Regions from separate parts of the Homo sapiens genome. Here region 1 is linked to region 2. A link is an interaction called in ENCODE POLR2A ChIA-PET data of the cell type or tissue named here. Cell type or tissue: CD4-positive, alpha-beta T cell. All regions are shown on one strand. Each heading gives the region's core, and the rest is flanking DNA. Links, peaks and the distances in the headings are about the cores only.

Region 1 (9,024 bases), core at 509-8,508, 110 kb before region 2:
ACTCTCAACATTCAATAATAAAAAAGAGACAACCAAATTTTTTAAATGGGCAAAAGATCTGAACAGATATTTCATCAAAAAAGAGATACAGGCCGGGCATGGTGGCTCACACCTGTAATCGTAGCACTTTGGGAGGCTGAGGCGGGTGGACTGCCTGAGCTCAGGAGTTTGAGACCAACCTGGGCAACACCGTGAAACCCTGTCTCTACTGAAATACAAAAAACTAGCCTGGTGTGGCAGCATGCACCTGTAATCCCAGCCACTTGGGAGGCTGAGGCAGGAGAATTGCTAGAACTCGGGAGGCAGAGGTTGCAGTGAGCTGAGACTGTGCCACTGCACAATCCAGCCTGGGCAACAGAACAAGACTCGGTCTCTAAAAAAAAAAAAAGAGAGAGAGATACAGATGGGGCAGGGTGCAGTGGCTCAAGCGTGTAATCCCAGCACTTTGGGAGGCTGAGGCGGGAGTATTGCTTGAGCTCAGGAGTTTGAGACCAGCCTGGGCAACATGGCAAAACCCTGTCTCTACAAAATATACAAAAATTAGCCAGGCATGGTGGCATGTGACTATAATCCCAGCTACTCTGGAGGCTGAGGCTCAAGAATCACTTGAATCCGGGAGGCAAATGTTGCAGTGAACCAAGATCCCGCCACTGTACTCCAGCCTGGGTGAGGGAGTGAAACTCTGTCTCAAAAAAAAAAAAAAAGAAGAAGAAAACAGGCCGGGCATGGTGGTTCATGCCTGTAATCCCAGCACTTTGGAGGCCAAGGCAAGTGGATCACCTGAGGTCAGGAGTTTGAGACCAGCCTGGCCAACATGGTGAAACCCTGTCTCTACTAAAAATACAAAAAAATGTAGCCTGGCATGGTGGCACACACCTGTAGTCCCAGCTACTCGGGAGACTGAGGCAAGAGAATTGCTTAAGCCCAGGAGGCAGAGGCTGCAGTGAGCCGAGATCGTGCCATTGCACTCCAGCCTGGGCAAAAGAACAAAACTCCATCTCAAAAAAAAAAAAAAAAGTTGCCAAAAATAAAGAGATACAGATGGTAAATAAGCACATGAAAAGATGCCCAATATCATTAGTCATTAGGAAAATACACATTAAAACCACAAGATACCATTACACACCCACTAGAAAGCTATATATATATATATATATATATATATATATATATTTTTTTTTTTTTTTATATATAAGGTCTTGCTCTGTCGCCCAGGCTGGAGTGCAGGGCCATGACCTTAGCTCACTGCAACCTCTGCCTCCTGGGTTCAAGTGATTCTCGTGCCTTGGCCTCCCGAGTAGCTGGGATTACAAGCATGGACAATGCCCAGCTAATTTTTTGTATTTTTAGTAGAGCTGGGATTTTGCTGTGTTGCCCAGACTGGTGTTGAACTCCTGGCCTCAAGTGATCCGTTTGCCTCGGCCTCCCAAAGTGCTGTGATTACTAGTGTGAGACTCCACATCCAGCCTAACTTTTGTTTTTCCTTTTTAATAACAGGCCAAGCACAGTGGCTCAGGCATGTAATCCCAGCATTTTGGGGGGCCGAGGCAGAAGGATCACCTGAGCCCAATAGTTCGAGACAAGCCTGGGCAACAAAGGAAGACTCCCCTCTCTACAAAAGAATTTTTTTTTTTTTTGAGACGGAGTCTCGCTCTGTCGCCGAGGCTGGAGTGCAGTGGTGCGATCTCAGCTCACTGCAAGCTCTGCCTCCCAGGTTCACGCTGTTCTCTTGTGTCAGCCTCCCGAGGACCTGGGACTACAGGTGCCTGCCACCAGTCCCGGTTAATTTTTTGTGTTTTTAGTAGAGACGGGGTTTCACCGTGTTAACCAGGATTGTCTTGATCTCCTGACCTCATGATCCTCCCGCCTTGACCTCCCAAAGTGCTGGGCTTACAGGCGTGAGCCACCGCGCCTGGCCTACAAATGAATTTTTAAAACCAGCCAGGTTTAGTGGTATGGGCCTGTAGTCCTAGCTCCTGAGGAGGATGAGGCAGGAGTATCACTTGGGCACAGGAGTTCCAGGCTATAGTAAGCTATGACAGAACCACTATACTCCAACCTGGGTGACAGAGCAAGACCCTGTATCTTAAAAAAAAGTAAAATAAAAAATAAAAATAAAAAAAGGACAGACAGTACAGAGTGTTGGTGAGGATACAGAGCATCATGTTACTGGGGGCATGCAAAATGGTACAGCTACTTTGGCAGTTTCTTAGAAGAATAAACTTGGCCAGGCATGGTGGTTCACGCCTGTACTCCCAGCACTTTGGGAGACTGAGGCGGGCAGATCACTTGAGGTCAGGAGTTCGACACCAGCCTGGCCAACATGGTGAAACTGTCTCTAGTAAAAATAGAAAAATTAGCCTGGTGTGGTGGCACACGCCTTTAGTCCCAGCTACTTGGGAGGCTGAGACAGGAGAATCACTTGAACCTGGGAGGTGGAAGGTGCAGTGAGCTGAGATCACCCCTGTAATCCCAGCACTTTAAGGCTGAGGCAGGCAGATGACTTGAGCCCAGGAGTTTGAGACCGGCCTGGCCAACACGGCAAAACCCCGTCTCTACTAAAAAATACAAAAATTAGCCAGGCATGGTGGCGTATACCCGCGATTCCAGCTACTTAGGAGGCTGAAGTATGAGAATCACTTGAACCCTGGAAGCAGAGGTTGCAGTGAGCCAAAATCAGGCCATAGAACTCCAGCCTGAGTGACAGACGGGGAGACTCCCTCTCAAAAAAAAAAAAGAAAAAAAGGAAGAAAACATATATCCACACAAAGATAAACAGCTTTATTCATAATTGCTAAAAACTGGAGCTGAGCACTGTGCCTCATGCCTGTAATCCCAGCACTTTGGAAGACCAAGGTGGGAGGATCACTTGGGGTCAGGAGCTCAGGCCAGGAATTTAAGACCAGCCTGGGCAACATATTGAGACCCTCATCTCTACCAAAAAAAGTTAGAAAAAGTAAAGAAAAAAACTAAGAACAAAATAAATATTCATCTACTGGTGAATGGATAAACAAATTATGGTAACTCTATGCAATGGAATATTATGCTGCCATTAAAAGGAAGGATAAATACTGATACCCTGCAATAACATAGATGAATCACAGAAGCATCATGTTAAGTGAAAGACGCCAGAGACAAAAAGCTACACACCAGGCCAGGCGTGGTGGCTCATGCCTGTAATCCCAGCACTTTGGGAGGCCGAGGTGGATGGATTACCAAGCTCAGGTGTTTGACACCAGCCTGGCCAATGTGGTGAAACTCCATCTCTACTAAAAATATAAAAAATTAGCCGGACGTGGTAGCTCATGCTTGTAGTCCCAGCTACTCGGGAGGCTAAGGCAGGAGAATCGCTTGAACCTGGGAGGTGGAGGTTGCAGTGAACCAAGATCATGCCACTGCACTCCAGCCTGGGCGACAGAGCAAGACTCAGTCTCAAAAAAAAAAAAAAAAAAGAAAAGTAAAAAGCTACACAAAAAAGCTACACACTTTATAGTTTATTTTATACAACATTATGGAAAGGGAAAAGCTATGAGGACAGAGAACAGATCAGTGGTTACCATAGCTGGGGGTGTCGGGGAGGAGGTGTGGGGGTGAGCAATGAACTTGACTATAAAAGAACACAGTGGATTTTTTTTTTTTTTTTTTGAGACGAAGTCTCCCTCTGTGGCCCAGGCTGGAGTGCAGTTGCGCCATCTCAGCTCACTGCAACCTCCTCCTCCCAGGTTCAAGCAATTCTCTTGCCTCAGCCTCCTGAGTAGCTGGGACTACAGGCGCCCATCCCCATGCCCCGCTAATTTTTTTGTATTTTTAGTAGAGATGGGGTTTCACCATCTTGGCCAGGTTGGTCTTGAACTTCTGAACTCGTGATCCACCCGCCTCACCCTCCCAAAGTGCTGGGATTACAGGTGTGAGCCACCACACCCAGCCTGGAGCTTTTTGAAGGGATAAAAATTATGTATTTTGATTATGGTGGCATTTCCACAGCTGCATCCATTTGTCAAAACCCATCAAACTGTATACCTAAAAAGGGTGAATGCTACTGTAGGCAAATTGTGCATCAATACATTAATTTTTTTTTTTTTTTTGAGATGGAGTTTCACTCTTGTTGCCCAGGCTGGAGTGCAATGGCGCGATCTTGGCTCACCACAACCTCCGCCTCCTGGGTTCAAGCGAATCTCCTGCCTCAGCCTCCCGAGTAGCTGGGATTACAGGCATGTGCCACCACGCCCGTCTATAAATCTAAATGTTTTAAAACAAGAAAACCCACAGATGCAGGAAGATCATAGGCTCAGCCTTATATGTGAAAAGCTTAAGGTTTCCTTGAAACCTCCAATTAGGGATAATATCCACCAGCAGGAGATATGGTTCTGAGTCTCAGAGGAGGGGATTCTGGTGGATGCTATAAAAAGCCACGGTGCCAAGTGTTCTATCTGCGAAATCTTACCCTTAGCCCCCGGGCTCCTCTAGCAAGTTTTTGCTCTTTTTTTTTTTTTTTTTTTTTTTTTTTGAGACAGTGTTTCACTCTTGTTACCCAGGCTGGAGTGCAATGGCGTGATCTCAGCTCACCGCAACCTCCACCTCCTGGATTCAAGCAATTCTCCTACCTCAGCCTCCCGAGTAGCTGGAATTACAGGCATGTGCCACCACGCCCAGCTAATTTTGTATTTTTAGTAGAGACAGGGTTTCTCCATGTTGGTCAGGCTGGTCTCGAACTCCCAACCTCAGGTGATCCGCCCGCCTCAGCCTCCCAAAATACTGGGATTACAGGTGTGAGCCACCGTGCCTGGCTTTTTACTCACTTTTTGAAGCCCTGTCTGAGCATTCATTTGACCTCCGTGAAGTTCTCCATGACCCCAGTCCTTCAGCACGTAGAACGCAAGCTCCATGAAAGCAGCAACCTTGTGGCTTTTCTGTGCTGTATTCTCAGATCCTAGACCATGCTGGCATTAGGTGCCTTACAAAGCGTTAATGAATTAATGAATTCTTCCTTTCTCTGACAGTCCTCTGGAGCTTGTCATAGCACCAATCACACTGTATTTTGTTTGTCCAATGATCTGTTCCCTCTAATAATAATCTCCTTGATTATTATTGTCTAGTTGTATTTATCTTTGTATTCCCAGGTCACTATTGGTGGAAGTGAACTAAACCGACAGCCTTAAAGCTCCATGTTGATGATTCTTCCAGGAGGAGGAGGCACACTTAACAAGCACCTGCTCCGCCCCAGGCCCTATCATACATGCTTAATCTCTGCAACAAACCGATAAGGAAGCTGGAGATCAGAGAAGCTCGCCGACTTGGGCACCCAACTTAGGCACCCAACTTGACCAAGGTCACCTAGCAAGGAAACAAGCAGAGCTGGGATTCAAACTGAGATCTGTCCAACTCCAAAATCTTGTTTCTCCATCCTCTCTTTTCCCAAAGATTCTTAACCCCATGATTTTCAGTGCCTTCAGCACCCTGAAGTGACATCACCAGCTGCTCTGACCCCAGATTCTGATACTCTCTCTCACCTTCCCCATCTCACGCTCCTGTGCTTTCTCTGCAGCTTCCAACTGCCGTGCCACCTCAGTCCCGGGCTTCCTCCTTTTCCACTAAACTCTTCTGTTTGCCTTTGCTTCCCCACCCAAGGCCCAGCCCTTTCAGCCATGTTTTAAGGCTTCTTTGTCCCTGAGCTTCCACCTCTCCTGCCTTCTCATCCCTCAGTGAAGCCCACCATTTTTTCTCTCCCACCCCCAGGATACGCAGTGTTTCTTGTGTGGCTGGTCTCATCATGAAGCCATGTTGTGTAACTGCTGTTGGGATCTCAAGACCACTGACTCACCTTCTTATGCCTCATGGTTAGAACACAGAGTTCACCTAATGTGCCACGGTGTCCTCCTGCCTCTGCCACACGCTTCTGATTGGGGAGGAAGGAGCCTAGAGAGGTTACACACAACACATCCCAGCTCTGCCACCTACTAGGATATCACTTTTCAGGTTGCAGCTTAAATGTCACTCCACTCCCCCAGAATCTCAAGCAGGATTAGTGTTTACTGATTTGGGCTTCCATTGTTCCCTGGACTCACCCAGGCATAGCACCAACCACACTTTAGTGCTATTGCTTGTTTAATTACTGATCAGCTTTACTAAACTGTCTCATCCTAAGGCAACCGTCCATCAGTTCTGCGACCTAACAACCGCTTGGCCTCCCGATTTCTCCTGTCCGTCGCTGATAAACTGCTTGAAAGAAAAGTCTACATTTTGCCTCCACTTGGTCCTCTCTCTCCTCCCTCTCAGTCCACACCCCGGCTCCAGGCTCCATCGCTCTACTGAAAGTGCTCTTTTTGTCCTCAGCCTCCCTGATCCTTTTGTGCACCTGGCCCTGTGGGCCCCCCTTCCTTGAACCTCATTCTTCTTGGCTTTCATGACGTCCTCTCTCCTGGTCTCTTCCTGGGAACTTAGAGATCTAGGCCTTCTCCTCTTTCTCCTCTTCTCCCTCTGTCTCTTCCTCTTCTTCTTGCCTCAAGTCCCTCTGTGCTGACTCTGCTCCTTCTTTTCCCTGATCCTTTCCCTTAGGCCACCTCACCCACAACTGGGTTTCACCCAAATCCTTGAGGGGGATGCTCCAGGTGGGCCCGTTGCACGTGGCCGTGCAGGGTGTTCAGTGTACAGGCACACCCTGCCAGGAAACAAGGAAGAGGCTCCCTCTCTGCAATTTGTGTAAAGGCCCCGCAGGTTAGCTGTGACCCTGGCATCCATACCTCCTGCCCCATGCCTCTCCCAAGCTCCAGCCCTGCTCTCCTAGCTGCTCACAGGATAGTTCCCTAAACACTGCTGGCAGAACCTGCCCAGCCTAGGCCAGGAAAGAGGCTGACAGAGACAGAGCCGGCTGACTGGATGATCTGGAGATAGGTTCTTGGCCACTCTGTTCTTCCATTTCACCCCCCTTTTCAAAGACTCAGTCTTAGCCACCCTGCCCTGAGCCCATGTTAGATGGAAAAAAATAGTGGTGAGCAGGGAGCAGAAGGCTGGAGAGTAGTAAGTGCAAAAGAACAAGGGGGCTGGGAAGAAAAGGAGCAAATGGGGCAAAGCAGACAGGAGGGGAGGTCAGCTGGCTTCTCAGCTGCCAAAGCTCTTCCAGGCACGTCATCTCATTTGGTCCTCATGAAAACTCTCTAAGTGGATATTACTATTTTTCTCATTCTACAGCTGAGGAGAGACCAAGCTAGTAAAGGCTGCTCAAGATCACTAAGCCAGCAGTGGGGAATATTGTGAAATATTGAAATATTTTATTATTTCATAGAGACAGGGTCTTGTTATACTGCCCAGGCTGGTCTCAAATTCCTGGCCATAAGCGATTCTCCCACCTCAACCTCTCAAAGTGCTGGGATTACAGGCATGAGCCACCTGGCCGAATCCAGGTCTTTTGACACCAAGTGCCCTATTCATCCCTTTGCCCTCCCCTAATCTCTGGGCAGATTTGAGTGAGGCGATAGGCTGGGGGATATGGCATTGGGATACTGGGGTTGCACCTGAGGAGAAGCCAACAGCACCAGGGTCAGAATGGGCAAAGGACATAAGCACAGGCAAGGCCATTCCTGGTGGGGCTGGGCCAGGGAGCTGAGGGGCTCCTAGAAGGGCCAGGTTCCCCGACTTCTCTGAGCTTCAGCGCCTGGAGGTTTCTGGGCAGCCACACGCTTCTCAGCGCTGACCCTTCCTCTTCCTTTATCCTTGGAAAATAACCCCTAGGGCACAAACCCAACCGAAGCAATGATACTAAGTGTCAGGGCATTCCTCGACTCTCCCACCCCTGGGGAAGAGGGCCTGGCCCAAGCCCTGAGAACCCGTTCCCACCTCCACAGGCAGTGCCAGGGACTCCAAATAGGGTGCTGAAATTCCAGAAGTCTTGATATCAGACTGGGTCCTGCACCCAGCTGCCACCCGCATCCTCCCCCTGCTCCGCAGCTGCCTCTGAAGCTTGTACCCTTGCCCCCACCTCTTGTCTCTCTGCAGTCTACCTGACTGCACTTTCTGATGACCCCCACTGACCTCTCCTAGCACCCCATGTTTATTAATTACTTAAACCTAAAGTATTTACGGAGCTCCACCTATGTGCCAGATGCAGGGCTGGGCAGGAGGATTCCCATTCCACCCCAGATTCCTTTTCCTTTGGGTTCTACCCCAGATCTCCCTCTGTCTCAACAGCTCTACCCTTAACTCAGCAGCCCTGGGATTTCTCCTGTGGGAGGGCCCCCTGCATGGGTATACCCTCCACTGAGAGTAGCTGAAAGGAGCCCAGGGGAGCCTCCCAGGCGATCCCTTCCTCCCTCCAGCCCACCCCACCACAGGGCCTTCTCACTGTCTCCAACACACTGGAGTCACCCTCAGTCTTTAAAGAAGAGGATGGGAATCAGTCTCTCCCTGTTTTGTGTATAGACCCCATCCTTACACCTCAGTTGCTGTTCCGAACACCTCCCTCCTCCAGGCTGAGCAAGGAATTTCCAGCCTAAATGTTAAAGCAAAGGCGGAAGGACTGCAGGCCTTCCAATCCTCCCTAATCCTCTCATCTCTCCACCACCTAGTTTCCCCAGAGCCATCAGCTCAAGCCCTTTGTGGGAGAATGTGGAGTGGGCAGTAAGAGCTGACCCACCCCTATCGGGTCATCTCTGAGTCTACTCTGAAGTTAAACCTGCCTCACAGGTTCCCACTCCCCTTCTGCTGGACGCTGGAATGCAGGACTGATGGTGGGTGGAGAACCATTTCCCCTCTTTCCGGATTCCCCCCTGCCGAGGCTCATTACTCTTTGTGTCTGTTCTGGGAGCTTCTCACCAGGGCCCCTCCTGCTCCACCCTTTCCCGGGACTGTCCTCACAATCACGCCATCCCCCTTTCCACCTTGCTTCCCACCCCCACCCCAGAACCCTAGTGCTGGGAATCTGGAGGCCGAGACCTTCACCCCAGCTCTCCAAGAGGCTCTCTGACAAAGTGAAAAAGCCCTGAGCCACAGAGGAATCTGGAAGTGGTGGAAAGGGGCAGGCTGGTGCTG
Region 2 (9,024 bases), core at 615-8,614:
GTCATTGTTGCAAGGCGGGAAAGGGGTTAGGACAGTGGCAGAGAATCCTTAAGGTCACAAGGAGGTGGAGCATAGAAAGGAGCCCGGGAAACCTCAGTCAACAATTTTGGGGATTTAAGAGCCAAGATGAGGAGCCAGTTAAATGATTTCCCAGCCAATTGGAGCAGCTGCTCTTCTAGTTTCTGGCCAGTGCATTTATCTCTGTTCTCCAAAACTGGTAAAGTTGAAGGCTATGAGACTCAGCTGTGATGATGTGAAGGCTTTTCAATGTGGGTTTAGGTGCCCCTATTGTCCAGGCTGCCTGGAAACCTACAAGGTAATGCTTTTTCACTGCCTCTCCACCACAGGAATCAGTTTCACTCACATTCTCCAAGCCTTTGTTTCAAGCCACTCTCAGCTGTGCAATAATGAGGTCTAGGTAAATGATGGAAAGAAGGAACATAAAAATAGGAAAGGCTTGTTGAAAGAGGTTTATGATGGCTGTGTACAGAAAGGGTAGAGAGGAAGGCCCTATGTCCCAAAAGGTACTCTAAAGTCAGAGAAAACCTGGGCTGTAATATGGCCACATCCTCATTTAAATTTAAAAAGACGTGTGTGGCCAGGTGCCATGGCTCACAGCTGTAATCCCAGCACTTTGGGAGGCCAAGGCGGGCACATCATGTGGTCAGGAGTTCTAGACCAGCCTGGCTAATAGGGTGAAACCCCGTCTCTACTAAAAATACAAAAATTAGCTAGGCATGGTGGTGTACACCTGTAGTCCCAGCTACTCAGGAGGCTGAGGCAGAAGAATCGCTTGAACCCGGGAAGTGGAGGTTGCAGTGGACCGGGATCGCACCACTGCACTCCGGCCTGGGTGACAGAGCGAGACTCTTGTCTCAATGGTTGCTCACACCTGTAATCCCAGCACTTTGGGAGGATGAGGCAGGAGAATCGCTTGAGCCTAGAAGTTTGAGACTAGTCAGGGCAACATGGCAAGACCCTGTCTCTACAAAAAAATAGAAAAATTATCCAGGTATGGTGGTGTATGCCCATAGTTGCAGCTACTTGGGAGGAAGGATCACTTGAACCCAGGAGGTCAAGGCTGCAGTGAGCTGTGATCACACCACTACACTCCAGCCTGGGCAACAGAGCAAGACCCTGTCTCAAAAAAAAAGTGTGGGTCCACCGAGAAGCCCCCCAGCTGCAGGAGTGGACCCAGGACTGGTCAGCCCTCATTGTCAACGTCTTGTAAATCTTGAACTAGTGGACGAGTAGGGGGAAAGTGCAGGTGCAGCAACCTACTTCAAAAGGGCTAACTTGAGGCTGATTAGGTCCCGTGTGTCTCCCAGTCCACATTAGCCTCGTTTCTTCTCAATAGAATCAAGCACTATACTCCGGATCCCAAGGCACTAGGGTCCCAGTTCGTGCTGAGGGCGTCGCCTCAAGTGCTAAGCGAGCTCACAGCATCTGGTTTCTCAGGAAGTGAGAGAGCTACACATCTGCTCCTGGGAAGCATTATTTGTCAAATAAGCCTTGTTTCTCAGCAACCATTGTAGCCCCCAGGGCCACAAGTAAAGGGGGGCTTGCCTTCCCTTACCCTCCCCCAAAAGAAATTTGGAAGAGACGAGCTGAGCTGCTCCCCGCCCAGCTACAGCAACCTCCAGCTTGGACAATACACCCTCTGTCCTCAGCCAGGAGATCCGCCTCTGGAGTTGGCTCTGCCCCTTCCCCCACTCTTCCTGGTTCCCAGCACCCAAACCCTCTACTGGAGTTCTCCTGACCCAGTGGTCTCCAGCCAGGACAGTCCCACACCTTCAAATCCTCCCCCTACAGTCCCCGCACCCCAAGGATCTGAGCACATTCAGTTACAGGCATGGGGTCACCCCAGACCATGGAAGAGGGGGTTCCATCTTCAGTGCCAAGATGGACCACCCTCTGCATAGTCAAGGTAAGAAAACCTGTGTGGAGGGAGGTCAGAGGTGCTCCTGAAATTGTTTGACCTTTACTAACATCAACCTGGCTTTCTCCTCCTCTCCTTCTTCCTCTCTGAAGCTCCTGCTGCTGTGAGCTGGAAATCAGGATGCCTGGCTGGCCCATGAACCACTCATTTTTGTTTCACTCCCACCAAGCTACCTCCTGTATAACTTCTCATTCTCAGCTTTTCTCAGCCCTTCCTGCAGCCCCCTTCTCCACTATCCCCACATTGAGAGTAGGAATCAAGCCTGAGCTGGGAGTTTGGCCACCCATCTTGTGACCCTTTTCCAATTCCTTGGAACCTCTAAAGTTCTTCCCATGGGCCTGCCAGGCAGCAGCAAAACCAGCATGTGTGAGGTTCTAGCCCTTACCCCTCACCTCTCTGGGGTCCAATCAAGTTCCTCTTTGAGTCCCAGTCTCTCCATTGGTAACTTTAGAGCTTAAGTAAAGGTACTCCCATGGCATCCATCCCAGAGCCCAGCCAAAGACCCTAAGGAATGCTGGGAAGAGCAAGATGTTAAAAGAGCTGGTTGAAGGCTCCAGAGACATGAACACACTTAATTATCTCATGATTCTCGATTACATAATCAAATCTGGCCAAAATACATGGGACAACCTTCAGCCTTGCCCTTTCTCCAGGAGCCTCCAATCCCTGCCACTTTCCTCGGTATTCCCCTAACTCTTGCCTCTCCCCTCCTCCCAGTGCCTCCCTACTCATTCCCGCCTGGCTTCCCCCACCCCCACCTCTCCTGTCCCCAGTCCCCAGTGACTCCCACTGCTCTAACCTCTGAAACTGTCTATTGGACACCAACTCAACCAAGAGCAGTAAGATCAAGGCTCCCCAGTCCCAACCATATCCACCCCTCCCAAATGCCAATTTCTGGGTGGGGGGGGACACACAGTCATCACGCACTTCTTCACAGACTCTTCTTCCCTGTGGCAAGATTGGAATCAGGTGCTCCACCCCCTGGAAATGAGAACCAGACTTCTCAGCCTTTGCCAAAGACAAGGGACCCAGTTGAGATGAGACGGGGAGGGAAAGAAGGCCTTAGAGCCAGTGGTACTGGCTACTTTGGGCAAGCACTGGGCATTGAGCCCTGGGCACTGGGTTCTCAGAATTCCAACCTTCCTTCCCCCCGCCCCTTTTCATCATGGAAAATCCAGCAGGGAGGGTGAAGGAGGGAGAAAGTTTCAGGAAGTGCTCACTGCTAAAGGACGTTGGGGGAATGTAGGAATGGCAACAGGTTCAGAACTTCTAGGAAGATGTCCCCTACCTTATCCCTACCCTCCACCTTCTGCTCCAGGGTGGCACGACTCAAACCTGCCCTACGGCCCATTAGCTCCATTCCATGAAGTTCCTATCCAGTACCAGGCACTGCAAAAGAAGGGAATGAGGTCAGACCATAGAAAGAACTTCCATCTCCATTTGGAAAGGCTGGACTCAAGTTAAATGTAAGGAAGACCTTCTCAGAGGTCTCCTGCGAACTGGGAATGACGGTCCAGCTCTTTAAAATAGGGCAATGGGCCGGGCACGGTGGCTCACGTCTGTAATCCCAGCACTTTGGGAGGCCAAGAAGGGGAAATCGCTTGAGCTCAAGAATTGGAGACCAGCCTGGGCAACATGGCGAAAACCCATCTCTACAAAAAATTAGCTGGGCGTGGCGGCGCCCATCTTGTAGTCCCAGCTACTCGGGAGGCTGAGGTGGGAGGATCGCTTGAGCCTGGGAGGCAGAGGTTGCAGTGAGCCGAGATGGCGCCACTGCACTCCAGCCTGGGCGACAGAGACAGACTCCCGTCTCAATGAATAAAGCAGGGCAGTGGATGGGATGGCTGGAGCTGCTTGCGGGTGGAGATGGGGGCTTGAGCCTGACGGAAAGGTCCCCAGCTGTGAATCCTTTGAGAATACTAGCCCAGGAGAAGTCTCCTGTGGGGCAGAGGACCAGGGAAGGGTGTCCAATGACTTGGGCCAAAAGTAACACCAGGTGTCTTCACCTGATTCAGGCGCCCGCCTGGGTAGGGGACGCTAGCACCACCAGGCTAAGCCACGGGTGGTCCTCTCAGGTCAGGCCCAAGCCCAGGCACACTCCTGTGGGGAGGGTAAGAGGCTGACGCTGCGCGGCAGTTCCCTGTCCCCTTGTTCCTAGTCCCTTCTAGACCTACGCCCACCGTTTCTTCTGCGTCTGTCTGGCTCGCGTGTTTCTTTCTGCCTGTGTCCCGCCGGGTCAGGCTCTCCCCGTCTCTCAGACTTTCCCGTCCCCGTGTCCTCCGCGGCCGTCTCTCTCCAACTCTCTCCCCCTCTCAGCCACTTCCTGTCTCCAGTATGTCCCTGGCGCGGCCCGGCTGGCCGTCTGCGCACCCTCTCTCCCCTCGGCTCTTTGTGAGTGTGGGTTCGCGGGAGAAGGTGGGGAGGAGAGGAGGCCGAGGGGTGGGGAGCTGGCGGAACGTGGGGATTGGAGCCGGGAGGGAGGAGGAGGAGGAGCGGGCTGCCACGGGCGCGGGCGCGGGCGCGGGGCGCGGCGGGGGCGGGAGGGAGCCCAGCCGAGCCCGGCCGCCCGCTCCCGCCACTGCCACCGCCTCCTCCTCCGCGTCCGCTCGGCGCGGGCACGGGCGGGATGGGCTGGCCCGGCGGCTCCCCCTGCTGCTGCCCCGCCCCGCCGCGCCCCCGCCCGGCCGGGCGCCCCCCGCAGGTGAGTGGCCGCGCCGCGCTGGGCGGGCGGCGGTCTCTGCGTCACGGCCGCGCGGGCAGTGCCAGGGGCGGGCGCCAGGGGGCGCGGGGCCGCCGGAGGTCGAGAGGGCGCGGGGCGCGGGGCGCGGCCCAGGGCTGGGGCCGGGGGCTCTGGCTGGCCGCGGAGAGCTGGGAGCAGCGGGAGGCCGGGACAGTGACTAGGGGGCGGGGCGCGGCCGCGGCCCTACTCGATCAGGCCGCCACGCCTTCCAGCACCCGGGGCGCACGGGGCCGCACGCCGTGCCACACACGCAGGCCCGGGACCCGGCAGCAGCTGGCAGCGGCGCTCGGGCCCCGGCCTGGCAGGGTGCGGGCGAACGTTTTCCTTTCCTGCTTCACATGTGGGACAGAGGCCGTAAGCGGGCACAGATGAGGCTGATTCGACTCGCCAGCCCCGCTCTGCGGCCCCCTCCAGTCTGCCCCCATCCTCCAGACCCTTCTGGGAACACCCCCAGAGCCGCCGCCCTCCCTCGCTCCTTCCCTGGGCCTTACCCCTCCTCCGCGGCGGCCGGGCTCCCAGCCTCCCTTCCAACCACAGCTATTTCCAGAAAGGGGGGTGTGGGTGGAGGGGTTTCTCCAAACAAACCCAAGACTTCGGAGAGAGAGGGGGCCCGGCTGGGGGAGAGGTTGACAGGCTCTGGAATGTTACAGGCGGGAGGAGGGTGAGGGTCCAAGAGGGTCTAGTGATGCCTTCCCAGCCCTCCTCAAGTGAGCTACTTTTCCCCTCGGGACTGGCTCATAGGGATCCCATCCCTGCTTCCCTTCCGAGGTGCGAGTGCCACAGGATGGGAGGGACTCACAGCCACAGTGGATCCTGACCACCCCACCCCTCACCGAGCTCACTGCTTGGGCACCTCCTTGCTGGGTCTGGGTGGGGAGTGTGAGACCAGTGAAGGTGAGAGGATGTCTGGGGACCTGTTCCAGGTGAGGGGACTTTCAGCCCCTATGGAGGCAGCAGGAGAGTGAAGCATGTAGAGGAGTCCTGGTCAGGGCCATGTGCCATAGGAGCAGAAGCTGGGACTGGACAGAAAAAAGCCACCCCCACTGCCCACCTTGTCACACTGCCCCATCTCCCCCAAGCAGGGCTGGGGGCTCGACAAGGCCAGGCCCGGTTGCCCACACTGGCCGGGGGCCTGGAATGTGCTGGGACACAGCCAGGCTGGCAGGATGGGGGTGGGTCACAGAGCCCGTGCTCCTCTCCAGTTACAGGCAGGGAGCCCAGGCCTGCCACACAGATGCCACCTTCTGGCCAGGATATCCTGGGGACACATTTCTTGGCCTGGAAAATTGGAGCTTCCAGGGAGAGGTGTCAGGCTAGGCCCAATCCAGTCAGGTCCTCGCAAGGGTCTCAAGTGGGCACCCACAGCAGGCCTCACCCCAGAGAATGCAGGATTCTTCATCCCAGGGAACCCATCCTGGTGGATATGAAGGAGCAGGAAGCAAGTAGAAGGGACTCCGTGGGAGAAGCCAGGGCTGGGGGAGTTGCCTGAGTACTGGGACATTCAATAAATACCATGCAAATGAGAGGGGCACATTTGCACATTCTTTCAAGTGACAGCTATAGCCTGTCCCAGGGGCTGCTGTCCACAGCTTGGGGCTGAAGACTCCCAGGCCATTAACCCCTTAGCTTTTAGGAAGATTACTCCCCCTTTTTCAAGGCCCCATCCACCTCCCTCCCTTGACTCCCAGGACGGGAAGTTGGCCATGTTCCCAGGAGGGAGGCCGGAGGCCCATGGATGGGGGTGGAGTATGTGTTGGGAGGGGGGACCTCCTGTCCAGTCCTCAGGCCCTGGGACAGCTGCTGAGGAAGGAGAGCAGACCCAGGAGAGCCATGAAGGTAGTACTCAGGCTTCGGGGTTGCCGCGGGGGGAGGGTGCAGCCCTTGGGTAGAGAGCCCAAGTTGCAGGGCTGGAAAGAGGGCTAGGGATCTGTGAGATCATGTCTGAAACAAAGCCAGGGAATGGGTGAGTGGGGGGCACTGTGTCAGGAGCAGAAACCTGGGGGCTTTCAGGAGAAGGGCCTCATATGCCTTAGGCTGTGGCAGGAGAATGGATTACTCCCCAAACCTGAGCAAAGCAGTCTTGTGGCTGGAACTTGGCCTTGCAAGGTGTATTGAGGGTAAAGGTGGGCGGTGCATGCTTTCCTTTTCCTACTTCATAACGAGTGAAACTGAGACAGGAAGGGGGCCCCCAGTCCCATTTTTACCTGACTCTCAGGACACACTCGGGATCCTGGGCCTGCCTGCTGGTAGTAGTTCCCAGCTCCACTCCCTCCCCAGCGGAAGTCCCTCGAGAGCTTGAGAGTTCAGGCTGGAGCCTGGCTGGGACACACTGTTCCCCACTTGCCCTTTAGCCCTGCCCCGAGACCAGAATTCTCACCCGGCCCCACCGGGGGTGGGGGCAGAATCTCAAGACCATGGATCCCTGCAGATCCCTGGAGAGTGTGGTGTCCCAGGTGTGGGACAACTCCAGAGTTGGGGGAGTAGGGGGAGCAAAAGATCACAGGCTGACACTCCCAGCAGGGTAGATCCTGGGAATCTGATCTCCTGGCCTCCCCCACATCCTCCCCCCTCCACTTCCTGGAGCAGCGACCTGCCCCCTTCCCGCCTGCACTTCCCTCCACTTCCAGGGCCGGGCTTCTCCTCACACCAGCCAGACAGCCTACCCTCCGCCCAGGGGAAGCGGCTGCCTCCGCCAGGCCGCTTCCAGGAAGCCCCGGGCCAGGCCCCAGCATTGTTCAGGCCCTGGGGCCAGCACCCCAGCCAGCCGAACACCATGAAGTCCAGCGGCCCTGTGGAGAGGCTGCTCAGAGCCCTGGGGAGGAGGGACAGCAGCCGGGCCGCAAGCAGGGTAGGAGTGCCCACCAGCTGGGCAAAAGAGGGGCAGGGGTGGAGGTGCGGGCAGTGGGGGAGGGGACCAGGAATCAGGCCAGGCCTTCTTCCCAATTTCAGCTTCCTCAGCCTTCTTCCCTGGCCCAGCATCCCCTCCGGAGTGGCCAGGGCTGTAGTGTGAGGGGATGTTTGGGTTAGAGTAGGTCCTGCTGTCTGTTTTGGCTCCTCTCACCTTCCCTGCTCTAGCCTGGGCCAACCCCAGGAGGTCCTGGCCCCCCAACATAAGCCCCAGGTGCCTCACTGCAGGACTTTGCCATGCGCTATCCAGGTATCCTCCAGCAGGCTCAGAGATCATCAGGCCCCTTCCCTGGCCCAGGGAAGTTTGAGGGAAATGGGGTGGCAGGGTGGAAAAAGAGAGAGGAGAGGGAGTCAGGAGTGCTTTGGAACTGGAGGTTTGCTTTCCACTGACAACATCCATATCTGCTGCTAATGCCAACATGCTCCCAAGTGTCTTAGTGGGTCCCACAAAGTTGATCCAGCCCAGAAGAGTTGCAGGGACAGTCAAGAAACCAGAGGTGCTGCCCACATCCCCATCACTCCCTTTCCCAACTTCCCAGCCTTGCCCCAAAAGCAGCAGCTCAGGACAACCTGAGATACTACTGTGATGGGTCCCCGGGAGGAGGACAGCAGGAGTCTGAACTCCAGAGGAGGGGGAATATGGGTAAAACAGAGAGATGGCAAGGAGACAAGCTGTCCCCAGACAGAGGATGGGAGGAGAGAACCCACAGTGGGAGGGGAAGGGACTGAGATAGGCCTGGGCCATAAGGGGGCATCCCAGGCTCCTGCCTCACTGCATCTCTGGGTCAGGAGGGGCTGAACAGGGAATCTGGTCCACTCCTTTCTCATTCAATGCGTGAATCCCAAGTGCCAGGGTGCAGGGGGTCGGGGGAGAACTCACAGCATCCAAAGCCAGCTAAACATCTCTCCCCAGTGACAGGCTTCTATCTGTTTCCCTCCAGCATGACCACCCCCATTACACAATTGCTGTCTGCTGCCTCAGTGCACAATGAGTAAACATGTTGTTCTGACCGTGGGGGAGGAGGGCATGTCAGCTGCCTGGAGCGTGGGGACAGCAGGAGCTAAAGGAGCAGGACTGGCTGAGGCCACTCCTGCCGGCTCAGTCTGGTGCTGCAGGACTGACATACAACACATATGTTTGGAACCTCCCTGCTCACTCTGCACACAGGTCTCCATGCGGGGAGGACAAGATGGGAAGAGTCAGGGAGTACCCTTACCACACCAGGGGGAAAGCCTGAGCATGGAGGCTTTTCCACAAGGGCATCACACACCAGGGCCATGTGAGGGGCCCAAGTGATCCCCTGGGGAGGAGCTGACCCAGCAAAGGTGACGCAAGGGGTCAGATTCCATGCACAGTTGAGGACAGGCCCCATGACCGCCCTGAAGCAGCTGTGGCCAAGTGCGTCCTACAAGTTTGAGGGCTTGATCTGGACGGAGA

Evidence for each region. Peaks named below come from ENCODE experiments on the same cell type or tissue, not always from the same donor. Only the 100,000 strongest peaks of a DNase experiment are listed, where the experiment ranks them.
Region 1: POLR2A ChIA-PET joins it to region 2 with 11 read pairs; 7 of 35 experiments call an interaction of 5 or more read pairs at or near these places.

What each region holds. Positions count from the first base shown.
Region 1 is chr12:52,936,999-52,946,022 of GRCh38, forward strand. It overlaps a transcript of KRT8 not described here. Among named protein-coding and RNA genes, the nearest start is that of KRT18, 7.6 kb to the right of the region's middle. RefSeq lists enhancers at 6,757-7,351, 8,541-9,024. In CD4-positive, alpha-beta T cell, for the core only: no CTCF peak of the experiment used is centred there; no DNase peak of the experiment used is centred there.
Region 2 is chr12:53,042,734-53,051,757 of GRCh38, forward strand. It overlaps TNS2 (tensin 2), which reads left to right and starts at 7,332. Exons shown (of 29, transcript NM_170754.4): 1 at 7,332-7,527. The coding sequence starts at 7,453. It overlaps TNS2-AS1 (TNS2 antisense RNA 1), which reads right to left. Exons shown (of 4, transcript NR_033854.1): 3 at 3,228-3,328; 4 at 456-2,920. RefSeq lists enhancers at 3,631-3,820, 3,901-3,950, 4,648-5,492, 5,493-6,336 and silencers at 4,461-4,530, 4,601-5,190. In CD4-positive, alpha-beta T cell, for the core only: no CTCF peak of the experiment used is centred there; DNase peaks (open chromatin) are centred at 4,808, 5,628, 5,832 and 7,327; H3K4me3 peaks cover 1,463 bases; H3K27ac peaks cover 1,618 bases.